2 separate regions of the Homo sapiens genome follow, and region 1 is linked to region 2. A link is a loop called in an ENCODE intact Hi-C map of the cell type or tissue named here. Cell type or tissue: B cell. All regions are shown on one strand. Each heading gives the region's core, and the rest is flanking DNA. Links, peaks and the distances in the headings are about the cores only. Region 1 overlaps EFCAB5 (EF-hand calcium binding domain 5). Region 2 overlaps EFCAB5 (EF-hand calcium binding domain 5).

Region 1 (2,921 bases), core at 326-2,825, 56 kb after region 2:
GACAGGTTCTTGCTCTGTTACCCAGGCTGGAGTGCAGTGGCATGATCGCGGCTCACTGCAGCTTCAACCTCCCAGGCCCAAGCCATCCTCCCACTTTAGCCTCTCAAGTAGCTGGGACCACAGTCATGCACCACCATATAAGGCTAAATTTTATTTTTGTAGAAACAGGGTCTCCCTATGTTGCCCAGGCTAGTCTGAAACTCCTGAGCTCAAGAGATCCTCTCATTTCAGCCTCCCGAAGTGCTGGGATTATAGGCGTGAGCCACTGTGCCCAGCCTTGTTGTTTTTTTAAGAAATGTGGTTTTGGGGAGGGGAGAAAAAGAAAAAAAAAAAAAAAGAGATGTGATCCTCCCACCTCAGCCTCCTGAGTTGTATTTTTCAAAATTTTCGTTTTTCTTCATGTCTTTTATTTCTTTGCTGAGACTTTTAAGTTTTTAATTTATTTTAAGCATGTTCATAATTGCTTGTTGAATTATTTTTATAGTGGCTGCTTTAAAATCCTTCTCAGATAATTCCAACAGCTGTGTCATCTCAGTGTTGGCATCTGCTGATTAAATTTTCTCATTCAAGTTGAGATTTTCCTAGTTCCTCATACAATATGTGATCTTCTGTTTTGTCTTGGACATTTTGGTTATAATGCTATTGATGCAGGATTTTTTGCTCCTTAGTTCAGCTAAAATCCAAGTTCTTGTCTCACAACTAGGGAAATGAGGCATGCAGACACATTGAAGGGTGAAGATGGATTTATTAGGCAAAAAGAAAACTCTCCACAAAGAAAAAGAGGGTCCATCCAACAGGTTCTCACTTCACAGACTGAATACCAGGTCACCACATGGGAGCCGAAGAGGCCTGGCTTCTCCCCTCTCATAAGGCGTGAATTATTGGTGGCTCTGCCCCATTCTCCCAATGCACATGTGGTCCCCCAATCATTTGCAGGCATGCCCAGGCAAGACCCTGTGCAAGGTTTCCTTAGCTTCTCCTGCATCTATCACTATGAGACTTGGGATCTTATTTGCATCTTCTTTTAAAAAGCTTCCTCTGATACCATGCTGGTGGAAGAAGGGGAGTGCCACCTCTCTACTGCCAGGTGGGCATAAAGATCCAATTTCCCCATTCAATCTCCATTGACATTTTGGAGGCAGGGGCAAGGTGCCTTGTTATTGCTCAGTGGAGGCGAAATTTTCTGATTTCTTTAAAGGTTAGATAACAATTTAGTTTTAGTTTAGTGTTGTGGAACCTCAGTCTGAGTTACTCCATTTTGATTTTTAGTCTGGTCTGTTGGGCCTGGTTCAGGAGCTTAGTCCAAGACAACTGCCTTCTATAATTTTTATTCAATAACCCTCACCAGATACTAACTCTGTGGGCACTTTTTTTTTTTTTTTTGAGATGGAGTCTTGCTCTGTCGCCCAGTCTGGAGTGCAGTGGTGCAATCTTGGCTCACTGCAACCTCCACCTCCCAGGTTCAAGCGATTCTCCTGCCTCAGCCTCCTGAGTAGCTGGGATTACAAGAGAGTGCCACCACTCCTGGCTAATTTTTTTTTTTTTTTTTTTTTGTATTTTTAGTAGAGACAAGGTTTCACCACGTTGGCCAGGCTGGTCTCGAACTCCTGACCTCATGATCTGCCTACCTCGGCCTCCCAAAGTTGTGGGATTACAGGTGTGAGCCACTGTGCCTGGCCTCTGTGGGCACCTTGATTTGGACTTTCCAGCCTCTAGAGCTGTAAGAAAATAAATCTCTGTTGTTTAAGTCACCCAGTCTATGGTATTTTGTTATTGCAGCCTGAGCTAAGACACAGTTTCAGTGTTAGAGTCCCAGAAATGGAACAAATATGTTAAAGAATAAATATTTGAGGTTTTAGTATATATTTGTCAAATTGTGTTCTTGGTTATACTGATTTATTCTCCTCAGCAATGCATGATGGCTCTCAAGGCACCGTCTTATCACCAACAGTAGGTATTATTGAGTATAAGAAATCTCTTGGTGAGGCCAAGTCAGGATTGCATGAGCCCAGGAGTTCAAGGCTGCAGTGAGCTATAATCAAGCCACTGCACTCCAGCCTGGATGACAGAGCAAGACCTTGTCTCAAACAAATAAAAGTAATTTGATGGCATTTTGTTTTTTAACTCTTATCTTTGAGATTTCTGGTGAGATTAAAGATTATTCTATGTAATTTAAAAATTTCTTCTTACGTAAATTATGCATTCAGATCCTTTGGCCATCTTACCTGATTTTTATTTTTTCTTATGGAATTGTAAATGTTCATTATATATTAAAGACATTATTTATGATCACAAATTGCATATGTTTGTAAACTAAAAATATAATCCTAAGCCTTCTGCTGACTGAACAGACCCCCTCTTATCCAAGGGAACCCCAGAAAAACCTTAAAAACTGAATTCCCTGCCATGACAAGAAGGGAGGTCAGGCCTGCCTCATTATATCTCCTCCCCTTTGGAGTTTAGGCACAGTAAGTGACGATTGTTAATGTTAAAATACAGATCCTAAAACTGACAAAACAGACTCTTTTTGGCAATAAGATACTAAGTTACAAACAAGACCTAAGGCCATGTCAGGTAAGGGTTAAGTCAAGCCTGTAGGCCATCAGTCTTGCCACATAGCAGCCTTATCTTAACTTAAAACATTCCTTTCTGCTGACTCCAAGTTTTAGACAGAGCCTTACTCCTTTAAACAATTGCAAATTAAATAATCTCTGAATCCACCTATAACCTGCAAACCCCTGCTTCACGATATCCCATCTTTTGGGGCCTAACCAACGTATACCTTCCGTGTATTGACTTATGTCTTTGCGTGTAAATTCTGCCTCCCTAAAATGTATAAAACCAAACTGTAATCCGACTGCCTTAGGACCACTTACTCAAGGCTTCTTGGGTTTGTGTTTTCCTCAGGCTGTGGTCACTTA
Region 2 (2,921 bases), core at 163-2,662:
GCTGAGGCAGGAGAATTGCTTGAACCCAGGAGGCAGAGGTTGCAGTGAGCTGAGATCACGCCACTGCACTCCAGCCTGACAACAGAGCGAGACTCCATCTCAAAAAAAAAAAAAAAGAAAAAGAAAATGTGGTATATATACACCATGGAATATTACTCAGCCATAAAAAAGAATGAAATGATATCTTTTCCAACGACTTGGATGGAGCTGAAGGCCATTATTCTAAGTGAAGTAACTCAAGAATGGAAAGTCAAATACCATCTGTTCTCACTTAGAAGTGGGAGCTAAGCTATGGGTATGCAAAGACATGCCGAGCGATATAATGGGCTATGGAGACTCAGAAGTGGGAGGGTGGAAGGAGGGGCAAGGGATTTAAAAAAACTGCATATTGGGTACAATGTATACTACTCAGGTGATGGGTGCACTAAAATCTCAGACTTCACCACTATACAATTCATCCATGTAACCAAAAATCACTTGTACCCCTGAAAATTTAAAATTTTTTTTTAAAAGAACCAAACTTTCCAACACTTATTCTGTCTTTCTTATAAACTTAGTACTGTTTTCACAGCTTCACTAACTTCTAAAAATTTTCTTCCTGGCAAGTCTTTACTTATCCTCTTCTACCTGTCCCCACCTCCTGTTTTTCTGATTTTACTTCCTTATGCCAAACATCTACCACCAACACCACATACATATACTTTGCCTTTACCTTAATCGCTTGGGCCAGGTTTATAAATTAACTCATTCATTTTATTTTATTTTATTTTTTGAGATGGAGTCTTGCTCTGTCGTCCAGGCTGGAGTGCAGTGGCGCAATCTCAGCTCACTGCAACCTCCGCCTCCCGAGTTCAAACGATTCTCATGCCTCAGCCTCCCAAATAGCTGGGATTGCAGCCATCTGCCACTCTGCCCATCTAATTTTTGTATTTTTAGTAGAGACGGGGTTTCACCATGTTGGCCAGGCTGGTCTCAAACTCCTGACCTCAGGTGATCCGCCCACCTCGGCCTCCCAAAGTGCTGGGATTACAGGCTTGAGCCACCGCGCCTGGCCTAAATTAACTCATTCATTTTAAAAATGCCAAACAGAATTTTGATATAGGTAATTTGTTATAAATTTAATTAGATGTTCACTTTAATTAGTTTGTGGCCATATTTGCACCTACAAAACTGTACATATGTATTCCATCAGGTAATTTTTCACCTCCCCAGAAAACATATCAAGCAAGAGTTTGTGGTCTTTCCTCTTCTTCTACTTTCAATTTCTCTTATTGCTTTTCAATGTATGGTAGAGAGAAATGTGTTTTGTTTAAATCGATTTATCCCAGTATATGATATGTACTGAAAACATTGCAGTTGCTTATTCTGATATCAAACACAATGCGGTGTACTTATTTATTAAATAATCATTATTTATGATTATTAAAACTTTTTACTCTAAATCCCTCATTTGTGAATGTGTGTGTGTGTGTGGGTATATACAAAGTAGGAAGAGGAACTGTTACTGCAATTTCAACAGGTCAAAGGAAGTGTCTTCATCCTTGTTACATACTTGTCAAAATTAAAGTCATGTTATCTTGATAAGCAGCTCCCAACATGCACTCAAATACATATCGTTGCATAGAAAATACTGTGGTTAAATATATCATGTCAGTTCCTCATTTCTTTACCCTTGTTTTTCTACTTTTCAGGCTGAGCTTAACTTGCATTTTGAGAATTTTTTTTAACTATCAGTTTGCTCAGTTATATTCTTATTACACAGCCCTAAGATTAAGAGTGTTTTGTAGGAAACTGCCTTTTCCTTTATCTATTGAATTTTAATTCCAGTGGTGTTTAGTAGTACTTCTTTACCTCCTTCCTTTGCAGCAGTCATTCTACATCATGTGCCAATGTTAAGAAATCCTGATAATAAGGACAAAGCCGCTGAGTTTCAAACAGGGCCTGTGTTTAAAGAAAACATCATACAGCTTAAGTAGCCCTGCTGGGTCAATTTTCACCAGTTTAATCAGCAGCCAGACCCACTAATGTTATATGCCTCCTTGTGAAGAAAGAGCCTGCTAAGACTTATTACAATATGAATTATAATTCATTCCTATTTATGTCCTTAAATAGGCTTTGTACTGAGGCTCTGCCCAGCAGTGGACCATACACTGAGAGCTGAAAATGATAAAAGTCATTATAAGGCTAGACTTTTCAAAATATGTACAAGGAATTCTTTTGTGTCCCTACTTATTTAGTTGAAAGCACTTATACTCATAGTGCCTGGATAGTTCTTTTTATATTAGAAGGTAGACCACTAGAGTGGCGAAGATGTACATATTGGGGGCAGAGCTTGAAAGGCTCTTGATTCTTGGAAAAGTTTAGGAAGATGATCCTGAAAAAGAATTCCAGTGCCTGGCACGCAGTGAGAAATTAATAGTTATTTATTGAGTCAGTATATAAATGAATTAATCAATCAATCTTAAAAGGTTTAGGATGTCCAACCAGAGACCTGCTAAAAAATCCAGTACATCTTTGAAACTATTCAGTTAAACCTCTGAATTAAATTGCCCTTGGGGCAGTGCTGTAATTTGTGATCCATGAATTCAGAGGTCACTCAGTCAAAAGACAGCTTCATATAGGCTTGTTCAGAATCCTGATTTGTTGACCCTGCTGTTGCTGTGCTTCTTTTTCTTGTTTTTGTGGTTCTAAGAGAGAAGTGTTTGACTACAGTGGTAACCAAACACATGTCTACTTCCATTCTGTACATCAGTGGGGACAATGCAAGCACTAGGATTATTGCTTAGCAACCAATGATAGCCAAGTACACTAGAAGAGCACTAACAGGCTGCAATGAAGATGGAGAATGCCTTAGTTCACATGTGAGTTTACTAATGAGCCATGACAGATGGGTAGATATTAAGTTGCCATATATCCTTAAT

The links. A loop is a pair of places that touch in the nucleus more often than their neighbours do. Peaks named below come from ENCODE experiments on the same cell type or tissue, not always from the same donor. Only the 100,000 strongest peaks of a DNase experiment are listed, where the experiment ranks them.
Region 1: it touches region 2 in a loop (2.0-fold over the local background); 10 of 110 quality-filtered maps call a loop at or near these places.

The regions. Positions count from the first base shown.
Region 1 is chr17:30,003,256-30,006,176 of GRCh38, forward strand. All of the region lies in intron 7 of EFCAB5 (EF-hand calcium binding domain 5), which reads left to right. Among named protein-coding and RNA genes, the nearest start is that of EFCAB5, 63 kb to the left of the region's middle. In B cell, for the core only: no CTCF peak of the experiment used is centred there; no DNase peak of the experiment used is centred there.
Region 2 is chr17:29,947,072-29,949,992 of GRCh38, forward strand. All of the region lies in intron 3 of EFCAB5 (EF-hand calcium binding domain 5), which reads left to right. Among named protein-coding and RNA genes, the nearest start is that of EFCAB5, 6.9 kb to the left of the region's middle. In B cell, for the core only: no CTCF peak of the experiment used is centred there; a DNase peak (open chromatin) is centred at 1,650; H3K4me3 peaks cover 805 bases; H3K27ac peaks cover 2,330 bases.